Regions from separate parts of the Homo sapiens genome. Here region 2 is linked to region 1. Evidence: chromatin loops called from intact Hi-C (ENCODE). Cell type or tissue: PC-9. All regions are shown on one strand. Each heading gives the region's core, and the rest is flanking DNA. Links, peaks and the distances in the headings are about the cores only. Region 1 overlaps UNC5C (unc-5 netrin receptor C). Region 2 overlaps UNC5C (unc-5 netrin receptor C).

The links. Hi-C counts contacts between places; a loop is a spot of excess contacts. Peaks named below come from ENCODE experiments on the same cell type or tissue, not always from the same donor. Only the 100,000 strongest peaks of a DNase experiment are listed, where the experiment ranks them.
Region 2: it touches region 1 in a loop (2.0-fold over the local background); 1 of 110 quality-filtered maps calls a loop at or near these places.

The regions. Positions count from the first base shown.
Region 1 is chr4:95,248,954-95,254,341 of GRCh38, forward strand. It overlaps UNC5C (unc-5 netrin receptor C), which reads right to left. Exons shown (of 16, transcript NM_003728.4): 5 at 1,534-1,714. Among named protein-coding and RNA genes, the nearest start is that of UNC5C, 300 kb to the right of the region's middle. In PC-9, for the core only: no CTCF peak of the experiment used is centred there; a DNase peak (open chromatin) is centred at 1,998.
Region 2 is chr4:95,402,301-95,407,688 of GRCh38, forward strand. The region is part of intron 1 of UNC5C (unc-5 netrin receptor C); the gene reads right to left. LOC124900736 (a long non-coding RNA gene) reads left to right here. Exons shown (of 3, transcript XR_007058194.1): 2 at 1,546-1,644. Among named protein-coding and RNA genes, the nearest start is that of UNC5C, 140 kb to the right of the region's middle. In PC-9, for the core only: no CTCF peak of the experiment used is centred there; no DNase peak of the experiment used is centred there.

The DNA.
Region 1 (5,388 bases), core at 112-5,111:
AGGCCTGCAAGCTTCATTCATAGTAAGTGCCCTATACAGGTTTATCTTTTTTTTTATCTTTGATATCTTATTTTTATAGCACCTTTTCTATGTTTAGATATATAAATGCTTACCATTTTGTTACAGTTTCCTACAGTATTCTGTACAGTAACACAGTATACAGGTTTGTAGCCTAGGAGTAATAGGCTATACCATCTATCCTATGTGTGCAGTAGGCTATACCATCTAGGTTTGTGTGAATACACTCTATGATGTTTGCCCAGTGATGAAATCACCTAATGATGCAATTCTCAGAATGTGTCCCCATCATTAAGTGACACATGACTGACTGTACTATGAGCCACATACTTGCCAGTGGGTCTCCCCCTCCTTCAGTCAGTAAGACTCCAAGGCCCACGGAGTTTAACACTAAAACAGTGATAAAAATCTTCATTATGTTCTAAGAGGTGGTGAGGCATGGGGACATCATTCTGGAGGTAGCATAACCTCTAAATACTTCCCAGGTTGTTCAATTTCCTCTGAGACAGTAAAACATCAATAATATGAGGAACTATTAGAGGTCTAACATTGTGAGAAATATGTAAATATATAGACCAGTCTCTCAGTCTATCAAGGAGCTTAACTTTAGCTGGGGAGATGAATCTACTCATGAAATGACTAGAAAATAACTGAGTGCTAAACCACACAGGGAGATAAAAGCATATGTGCCACATCAGAATGGGGTATGAAATTGCTTAGTACTTCCAGAGAATTGATAGGTTTAGAGATGAGCTGGCTTAGAAAGGACCAGGGTGTGGGAGGAATCTTCCTAAGAAGTTGCTTCGTTGGACTTTAGCATATCGTTAGGATTAGGGCCACTTGGCCAGATAAGGCAGCCCTTATCTTCACTCTGCACACCTCTGATGGAGTGAGTAGAATGAGTTATAAGAAGCTAAAATTGCTCTAATGTATTTTGGGAATAGGTCAGCTCCCGCTTTCTGAGGGTTTGCAATGATAAGACTGAGGTGTTAGGTCCACAGAAACATCAGCAGGCTGACAGAAGCATATTCATCTTTAGAACTCAATCTAGATCTTGGTGGTGCAGGTTCTGGAGAGAAGAGGGCTTATAGAAGCAGCAGGCACTCAGGTAGGCTTCCTTCGCTTTCCTAGAAGCTGACTGAGAAAGGGCTGAGGTTGTCTGAGCCTATCCTTTCATATCAGTACGAGGAAAGCAATTAAACCTCATTGCCCCTGTGAAAAGCAGCAAGCAAGCAGCGATGGAGATTGAAAAGGAGCTTCTAGAACCGGGCATGGTGGTACATGCCTGTAATACCAGCTACTCCAGAGGATGCTGAGGTGGGAGTATCCCTTGAGCCTAGGAGGTTGAGGCTAGAGTGAGCTACGGTCATGCCATTGCACGCCAGCCTGGGTGACAGAGCAAGACCCTGTCTCAAATAATATGAAATTTTAAAAAAAGGGCTTCTAGCTTTACCGATGCCAACGAGAAACTGCAGTTAAACATGAACTAGATTGAGACCCTGAAGGGCCACTCACCATAGACTATGACAGTGGCAGTTGTACTTTTCCTCTTGGCAACAATGTTTTTGGCAACACAGGTGTAATTTGCAGTATCAGAGAGTCGGGCCTGCTTTATGATGAGGTTGTGATCAATAGTAATATAAAAATTCCGATCTTCAACGGGATCAATTATGTCTTCATTTTTCAACCATTCCACCTAAAGATAAATGAGAAAAGTAGATAAATCCTCAGCATGGATCCCCTGATGGCTGTCTGTCCTAACCTGCATTTTGTACACTTGATCTTAGCCAAAAGGCCGAGAAGCGATACCTGTGTTTTGTAATATGTACAATGTTGTTCCAGGCCATGAACTTCTGCAAACTGGTGGGAAGTAACTTTCCAAGGTCATGTTAAGTATCACTCACCTGCCAAACATGCTGATTCTGTCTGTACTACATTATTCTCAAATGTCAGTGAACCAGTTGGGAAATACAGTGTTCAAATTGTTTTCACTTTGCCCTGCAGGCACGAATGGGGAATGTGTGCTGCCAAGTTCAGAACCCAATAAAAAATAATAGGATAAGCGTTTCAAACTGAACTCAAACCTTTCACTATTTGATTTGTTTACTCTTGGCAACTTACCTGCTGCTTTTCAGAAAAGAATAGAAAGACTATTTTTAAAAGCACAAAAGGCATTTTAGACATCACATAGCTGTAATAAAATAACATTTGGATGGTTTACGTGTAGCCTCACTGAAACGTATGGATTAAATATCCCTGAAAATACCTTTCAAAATGTAGCAAAACACATAGTTGGAGATGTATCTAAGCCAAATTTTTTTTTAAGTTTTTCTACCAATTCTTAATACAATCTGAATAGCTTACAAATCATACTCAAATCCCTCCTTTTGTATAATGCTAACATTCAAATCTTTGGCTCAGGGTGTGCTTTTGGGGAACCTGACCTTAAGACATGACCATTTAAAACTACTGAACTATTTTTTTCTATGTGAATAATATTAATGTAGTAATAGTGATGTTATACTTGCTGAATAAAAAGAGGAAACATACCTGTATAAGCTGTTCTTCTGGAGGTAAACTACTTCTTATTCTGGCAGTTGCCTTTTGTTTTTCTATGCACAGTTTTTTCCATAAAGCAAAACAACAAACAACGTTGATATTTACCACACTTAAACTCTCCTTTTGCATTAGGGTGAATGTGGATACAGGTAACCTTTAGTGGTAGGGAGTCAATATTGTTGCCATTTTCAAAACCTTAAGGAGCTACTCTAGCACCACAAGACGTCTAGAAATTAATCTCTAAATCTGTCAGTGGGTTTGACATTGCACAACTCTAAATTACACTTAAGGCAGGGACTCTCAAATAATGCTCCTCTAATCCTTAGAAGAGAAGCCAACATTTATAGAGAAAAATAAAAATCAACAACAATCCTGAAATATAGAAACATATGAGGTTGTAGAGTAGAGAAACTATTTGTAATGATGTAAATGCTGAAAAAGCTAAACATTCTTGATATTTGCACTCAGGGTAGTGAGAAAAAGAATAGAATCTATTTACAACAGTGGGTGTTTTAAATATGTATTTTGTTTCCAAATACAGACTCTACATTCAGTCAGAGATATGCCTGAGTATCTCTGAGATATATACTCATATTCACTTGACCTGGATTTTCTCAACGTTTCACCCTATGTGTGGAAATACGATCCTGCTGGAAGTGCACGGGAGAAGGTGGCACAATTTATACTGTTAAAAATCTCTTTGATGATAATTAAAAGTTGAAATTAATAGTTTTTGAGTGGAATCTTTACCTAGGTTATCTATGCCCTTCTAAAGAAAGCCTCCTATCACACAAAGCATGGACAGGCTCCCTTAGTCTCAGTTGTTCTTGCATCCCTTCTACAATTTTTGTGCTCAGTGTGCTTCTCTTTCAAGTACTCATACCTGGCCCTCTTCTCTGAAGAGCAGCCCTCAGGCTCACGGATTGTTTTTGCCAAGGATTTTTTATAACTTCCCCATTAGCCCCATTAGCCATTGACTAATGGGTGCAGAAATATGACTTCTGTCTCATTGGGTCAGAATCTGAGCTGTAACTTTCCAGAAGTCCCTTGCAGGGATGAGGCTGCAGCTACATCCTTGAGACTGGACCTGAATTGACACTATTATAAATGGAGCATACCTAATCCAAAAATCTGGAATCTGAAATGCTCCAAAATCTGAAACTTTTGAGCACCAACGTGACACCACAAGTAGAAAATCCCACACATGACCTCATGACCGGTTGCAGTCAAAATGCAGGTGCGTAACACACAGTTTATTCAGCATCCCCAAGGGAATGACGGTGACACCAAACAACCATAGATTGTCCACATGAGTGACTCACATAGTGATCCCTTTGCTTTCTGATGGTTCAGTGTGCACAAACTTTGTTTCAGGCACAAAATTGTTTAACATATTATATAAAGTTACCTTCAGGCTATGTGCATAACATGCATATGAAACAAATGAATTTCATGTTTGAACTTGGGTCCCATTCCCAACATATCTCATTATGTATATGCCAGTACTCCAAAACCTGAAGTCCAAAACAATTCTGGTCTCACACATTCTGTATAAGGAACATTCAACCTGTACTAGGCTTCTTTCCTCTCCTGCTTGCTCACCCACTTACAGGGTTCTCCTGGAAGCACTTTCTTAAAAAACTACTCACATTCATACCTTTGGTTCATGGTTTGCCTCTGGAGAACCCATAGCTATTCAAAACTACGGTTCCTCCTATGTAAATGATGTCAGTTTAACAGTGATGTTATCCTAATCATAAACAACATAAAGAAGTCCCAAGGGATATTAGAAACCACTTGTTTGTATGAAGAGTTTATTACATGGAAGAAAGTGTTCAATCTGCATGGTTGACAAAAGATTTGAAGAGACATGATTGCTGGGTATATGATCTTCACTCGATTATACATAATTACACATTTGCCTTGGGTGTCTCTTGCCTGTGTTGGAGCAGTGGTTCTGACCTGAACCTCAGGACCCCTGAGAAGCCCCAGCAGTGTTTGACGACCCCTGTGGGGGACACTGCTCTCCTCCCTTAACTCCCACTTGAATCACAGAAACTCTGCTTTTATCTGTTTTCCATACTGGATTTGCTTTCACGCCTTTGTTTCAAGAAGCAAAGGGTCCTACAGCTAGAAAATAGCTGCGGGAATGAAGAGGGGGGCCCAGGACTCCTCCAGCTTCTGACAAGACCCCACAGTCCCCAACACCCCAGTGCTGCCAGCCATATCACAGCACTCTGCTTTGAGACAATCATCTCCATGAAAGGCTCAGTGAGGACTGCAGGCCGCCCCTCACCTCCTGTGCTGTAATACCAGGGGCTACACATCACCAACTCCAGAAGTCCTGACACTCTTCCATACCGCCTGGAAGACAGCATGAAAATCTTCTAACATTTTGGTCTCTTTTTAGATTGTTTCCTTTACGTTTTTCTCATACTAAAGTCTAGGTCTTTCTGATGCCATTGTTTCTTCTGAAGTCCTCTGAAGGGGTGGATGTTGATTTCCCAAATCCAATGTGCCACTGGGTCTGGGGATGGGTAAGTGCTGTGCTTGCTCAGCATTGTGTCTTTCAGACTGTTCTCTCTAAACATCTTTGCCTTGAATCTCATGTCACCAGATTATATCACCCAATTTTGACTCTTTTTTTGTTTGTAGTTATTTACAGACCTCTGGGCTTATAGTCACTTTATCTAAAGCATAATTTCTGAAGAGTTTAATAACCACAAAGGTGACGCTTCCAACGTCTTGGCCCTTCAGTTCCATGACCCTCCATCCTGCAATGACCTTATCCTCTAAGGTCACACATTCTAG
Region 2 (5,388 bases), core at 170-5,169, 150 kb after region 1:
CTCTTCTGCCTAGGCCTGCTGTCCTAGCATGCTAGAAGCACTGGACAGACAAGGAAGCCTTATGTTTAAGTGTGGGCTCTGTGATCAAGCACACTTCTCTCAGGGACTTATTTTGTATAATCAGCACAATCATTCTCCATTTGTTTATTTATTTAAAAAGTGCTTAGCCTTGAGGGGAATAAAAGTGCATAATAATGGTTCCCTCTGTTTCTGATCACACAGATAAATAGGAGAGAAGAATAAACAGATAATCCCAGAGGGCCTTAAAACATTATGGCACCTTAGTGTTACAGGGTAGTATTTGAGGACACATATAATATAAAGAAAAATATTTTGCAAGCTATAGCAACCCTCTATCACTATATAAATATGCTATAACACACATTTAGCAACTATGTCTCTTGATTGCAGCCTATACTTTCCTCCTCTACACTTTAGCCCATGCCATTTCTCTAGATTATTATCTGCAATTAGCTAAACCTTTCTAAATCTATTTTAAATCCTAGTTCCTTGGCAGCAATTTCTTTAGAGTCCCCTAGTCTAAAGAGATTGCTCCCTTTATTCTAAATTAAGAAACTAATAAGTCTCTTTGAGACATTTCTTCTATGGTCCTAACAGTGATCTGAATTTTCAGTGATTCACTTTTTCATGTATGAGATACTATTTCTTTAAAAATACATTGTAAGGTGTTTAAGATATCTTTTCAATTTGATGAGTATAAATTACTGCTATGTTCCATAGGATGTCAAGAACTTCACAGTCTTGGGGGAAGAAAGAGAAAATTAGACACGTGGGCCAGTAATTACTAAGTAGAACAAGGAATAAGTGTGGTAGGCAATAAAAATAAAAAAAGAGAAAAAGCTTGCATCTACTTGAGATAATCAGGAGAGGCTTTTCAGAGTAAGGCCATGAAATAAGCCTCTGAGTATTATTGAAATCCCAAAGGCAGAAACTGGAATCTGCTGGGAGAAGAACATTTGAAGAAACAGCCTGAGCAAACTCATGTTGGTAGAGCAATCTCGGGCATGTTCTTGAACAGGACAGGTGAGCTGGAACCCCGCTGCTGCTCAGTAGCTGGGAGTCACACTTGGGAACCAGCTCAGTGTGGAGATGACAAGAAGGCTTTTCATTTGATAGACAGCAGGAGGCCACTGAAAGTTTCATTTCAGGGAAGTCAATAGTACTCAATAAATACCTGCTAATACTTTCACTTTATTTCTGCTACTTTTCAAAACCTTGCCCCACTTTGGGAGCCATTGTAAATATTTTAAATATAATACCTTTATTATTGAAATAAAATAAATAGATGTTTTCCATATTCGTAGCAGCTACAGATGGATTACCATTTCCCAAGTGCATCTCCTCTGGTCTTTGTCCATCTCTATCTGGCTTACTCATCCACTGCACAGTTCTTCGGTGCTCTGTGGATCTTGTTCAATCCTTGTTTCAAGAATTTGCTTTAGGTCATAATTAAAGTAACACTGATATGTTTCCTCAGTAGTGTCTCTTGAATAATCTTTTACAATTCTCTCTTGTAATCAATAGGAGGGTATTTCCGAAGAGGCCAGTGTGGCTCACAGATGGATCGTTTTCCAGCCATTGAAAGCTACCTTGGGGGAAGGAAACTACTTAGCCTCCTGTGTGGTGAGTACATTAGACATACATAACACAATAATTAAATTGATGAACAGTCAATAGACTCTAAAGGCCTGGGAGGGAAAAACCAAAAAGCATGTAAACTTTCTTCTCTTCCATTTTTTTTGAAAAGAATCGCTTTTATTTTATATCACCAATGGACAAAAAACATAAATTAATAATGCAACTGTATACAATTCTTAAGCCATTTATAATTGCTGCTTATTTTCACAACGTTCTTGGGGAGAGGTCCAGGTATATCCCACATTTCAGTTAGATCTAACCATCAAAGGGAAATAGAATATTTTTGGACAAAACTACCCAAAGTATGTCAGAAACAAAAGTAGCCCTGAGTTATTTTGATTAGCTGCTGGTATTGATGAAACTCATTTCATTTCTGAAAGTACTGGATTAAAAAAAAATCAGCACCCAGGTATCGCTCTCCCTTTTTAAAAGCATTATAAGGTCAGGAAAATCATATTCCAAGGCCATAATGATATGCAATGAAGAGAACCAAAGTGGAGCCAGGGTTCTAGGCCAAAGCCCATGGATATAAATAGTTTTTTGCCTGTTACTATTCAACTGTATAATAATGGGCCACATACGTTCTCTGGGACACTTGTTTTCTCATTTATTAAATGAGTGTTGGCAGGGAGAATTCATCTTAATGATCTCTAAGAGTGCTACTGATGTGGACAGGACACAGGGAAATACAGATACAAGAGGGTGGTTCTCTGGCAAAGGCTTCACCCTCAAGCCTGTATATCTGCGGCCCTAAATGAGAACAGGAATTTCTGGTTTTGTACCCAAAAAGTTGCCATTTGGCCCACCATGCCCTCTATCCTGCACCCATATAAACCCTGAACCCCAAACTTCGGAGCAGAGCAGCAAGCCAGCAGATCAGCAGATGGATGGTGGAACAACGTGGCAGAGAAAGGGAGAAAAGGAGGAAGATCTGAACGCCGAGAGGAGTCTGGCTGGGGGCAGTTGAAGAGGAGTTTAGCCAGTGGGAGGCCCGACTCCTGTGGGGGATCACTTTCCCACTCCATGCCCCCCTTCCAGCTTCCCATCCATCCTGCTGAAATCTACCTCCACTGCTCAATAAAACCTTGCATTCATTCTTCGAGTGTGTGACCCGAATCTTCCGGGATGCTGGACAAGAGCTTGGGGTACAGAAAGCATCATATTGGCCCTCTGCTCTTGCAAAAAGGCAGAGCGTCCATTGAGCCCGTTAACATTCAAGCCATCTGAGGACAGCAAAGGTGAAAGAGCTTTGTAACTCTCGGGTTGCAGGCACCCACCCCTAGACACTACTGCAGAGCTGGAGCCCAAAGTACTCGCCCCGGCCTCTACATGTGCCCATCTGCATACTCCCCCTCACGGAAGGGGTTTGAGTGGTGGGAGCACTGAACAGGTGAGCCACACCTCTGTCACACGTCTTGTGGCCCTGTGAGGGGAATCAAAGAGCTCTTCCTTTTCACTATAAGCTCTAAAGCTCTATGAGACAGTTAGTCTGTTATTCTATCATTCCAGTGATCCTCAGGGGGATGACCTGGGTGGTTATCATCAGCTGCTTCATGATCTTTTCCTCCTTGCTAGTTGCTGCGAACCCAAAACAACCTGTGCCTATATTAAGCGCAAAGAAAATCCTTGAAATCTCAACATTTAAGAAATATAAGGGGTTTATTAAGAGATCTGAGCTGACTCCTCATTTTAGATGAGGAAGTAGAAGCAAATAAAAGTTACATGAACTGCCCAGGTCATATATTTGCCATGGACAGAACCGAAGTCCAGGTCTCCTGTTTTATTGCTGCGTGCCTGAACTTCCCACACGTTAGCTGTGTGTGCACCAGGCTCACAATTTCTGATATATTTTCTCACTGCCTTTACTATTATTTGTGAATATTTTCTTTGAAATGTATTAATGTTTTTACTGAGCACATTTATTATAAGAGGAAACTGTATGTCATCACAGTAAATGGAAATCAGAATCAACTGTCATCAATAGGTTACCATAATGTGAAATGAACATACAACTCTGTTTCATCATTTACTTAGATTCTTTTGCTTGCCAGAGGCCAGGGGTCCAAGGCGTCTCTGTTTGTTAAAAATGAAGATTAACAAATGTTAGGAGTTTTCCGTGGCACTAGCAAAAAATTGAGATCACTGCTTTAATGTCACGAGGACTGAAAAAAACAGGAACAAATCGACTTTTATGCTAGGTAAAGGTATGATTTCAATATTTCTTGACTCCTCAATACCATGACTTCTCACTTCATCCTGACATGAAAAACCAAATTACTGGTCCTGTTTCCCATGTCCCTGCTTTTCAGTGTTCTGCTTCCCATCTGTAGCAGTGCTTCATCTGCACTAATGTTGGGTTGGGTGAGCAGTGCCCTCCCCTCCAGTTAATGTTCTGCATTATACAGCATGGGCTTCCTGGAGATGGTGCCATGATCCATAGGTACCGTGGCAGGATTTTCAAAGACCTTGACATCATCTGAAAAGTTATTGTTTGATTCCATTAGGTCCATCCCTGATTTCATTTCTCTAAAATGAAACCTGACAACTGTAGTTTAGGCAGGGCTTATATGGGATGCAACTAGGGCAGACTTGATTCACAGTCCAAATTTATCAGTACATGGCAAAAAAATAGGTTGTATAACAAAACTAGGTCAAAACCCCTGATTTCTTTCACCGTCAGTCCCTTAAGCCACTCTACTTCATTAACAACGTTTACTCATTCTTTATTTCCAAGTTTAAATTTCTGAGTATAATTTATAGAGCAAATCAAAGACTGAGAAATAAGTGCATTATATGCTTCTGGAGAATTAAATTCAGATTCAAATCTTAAGGTTTCAAAATGTTAAGAAAAAGCAATTTATATATTTTTCAAAAGCTAGTTCACTTCAAACTATATTTTCAACAATTTCATGATTTAAAAATATGCTCACTCAAAAATGCAAACATTTGCCTTTAAAATCAAAATAATTCAGTGGTTATAGATGGCAAACTTAACAGACATAATGTTAAATGGACATTTTTAGGGGCTTCAAGAAGGAGGTATAAGTTATTGATTATACAAAAATGATTGTACTTTGCTCCTGAAATCCCCAATTCCAGTGAAGAAATAGAAAAGCTACAAACACTAGAACAAAGAGAATGGGAGAGTAGACAATAGCAGATTAAGGTTGTCAAAAACACTGAATATGAAAATAAGATGAGTTATTAAAAGCTAAAGTTTTAGATTATAAAGCTCTTATCTAGAATTTTATATGCAGCACAGTATCGATTGACTATATGAAGAGAATAAAGGTGTTTTTTGGGATACGAGGGCACTAAAATTTTACCTACTTATTCATTTTGAGGAAGATGCTAAAGGGTATGTTTCACCAGCTGTGGGGAGTAAAACATACAATGGGATGTGAGGAATTTCAAGCGGGAGGGTGTACAGTAAAAGTGAGAGGGTAGAGGCAGGGCAGTGGGCAGAGAAATCGCAGGTGGACACCTCACTTGTTCAACATTCCTGAAGCTAAAACCAATCATGCTCAGCTGAGACAAAGGGCAGGGGTCTCCAGAAGGATTGCATCCAAAGAGAAACAGACAAATTACATGATGTGTGTAGTTTTTCTGGAATTTTATGGAAGCACTTAGGGATACATTAATTTTAGTATGTAGAAATCTAAGGATGAGGAGAGAGAGAGAGGCACAAAGAGACAAGTTATTAACTTCAATTAAAACAAGAAGTCATAC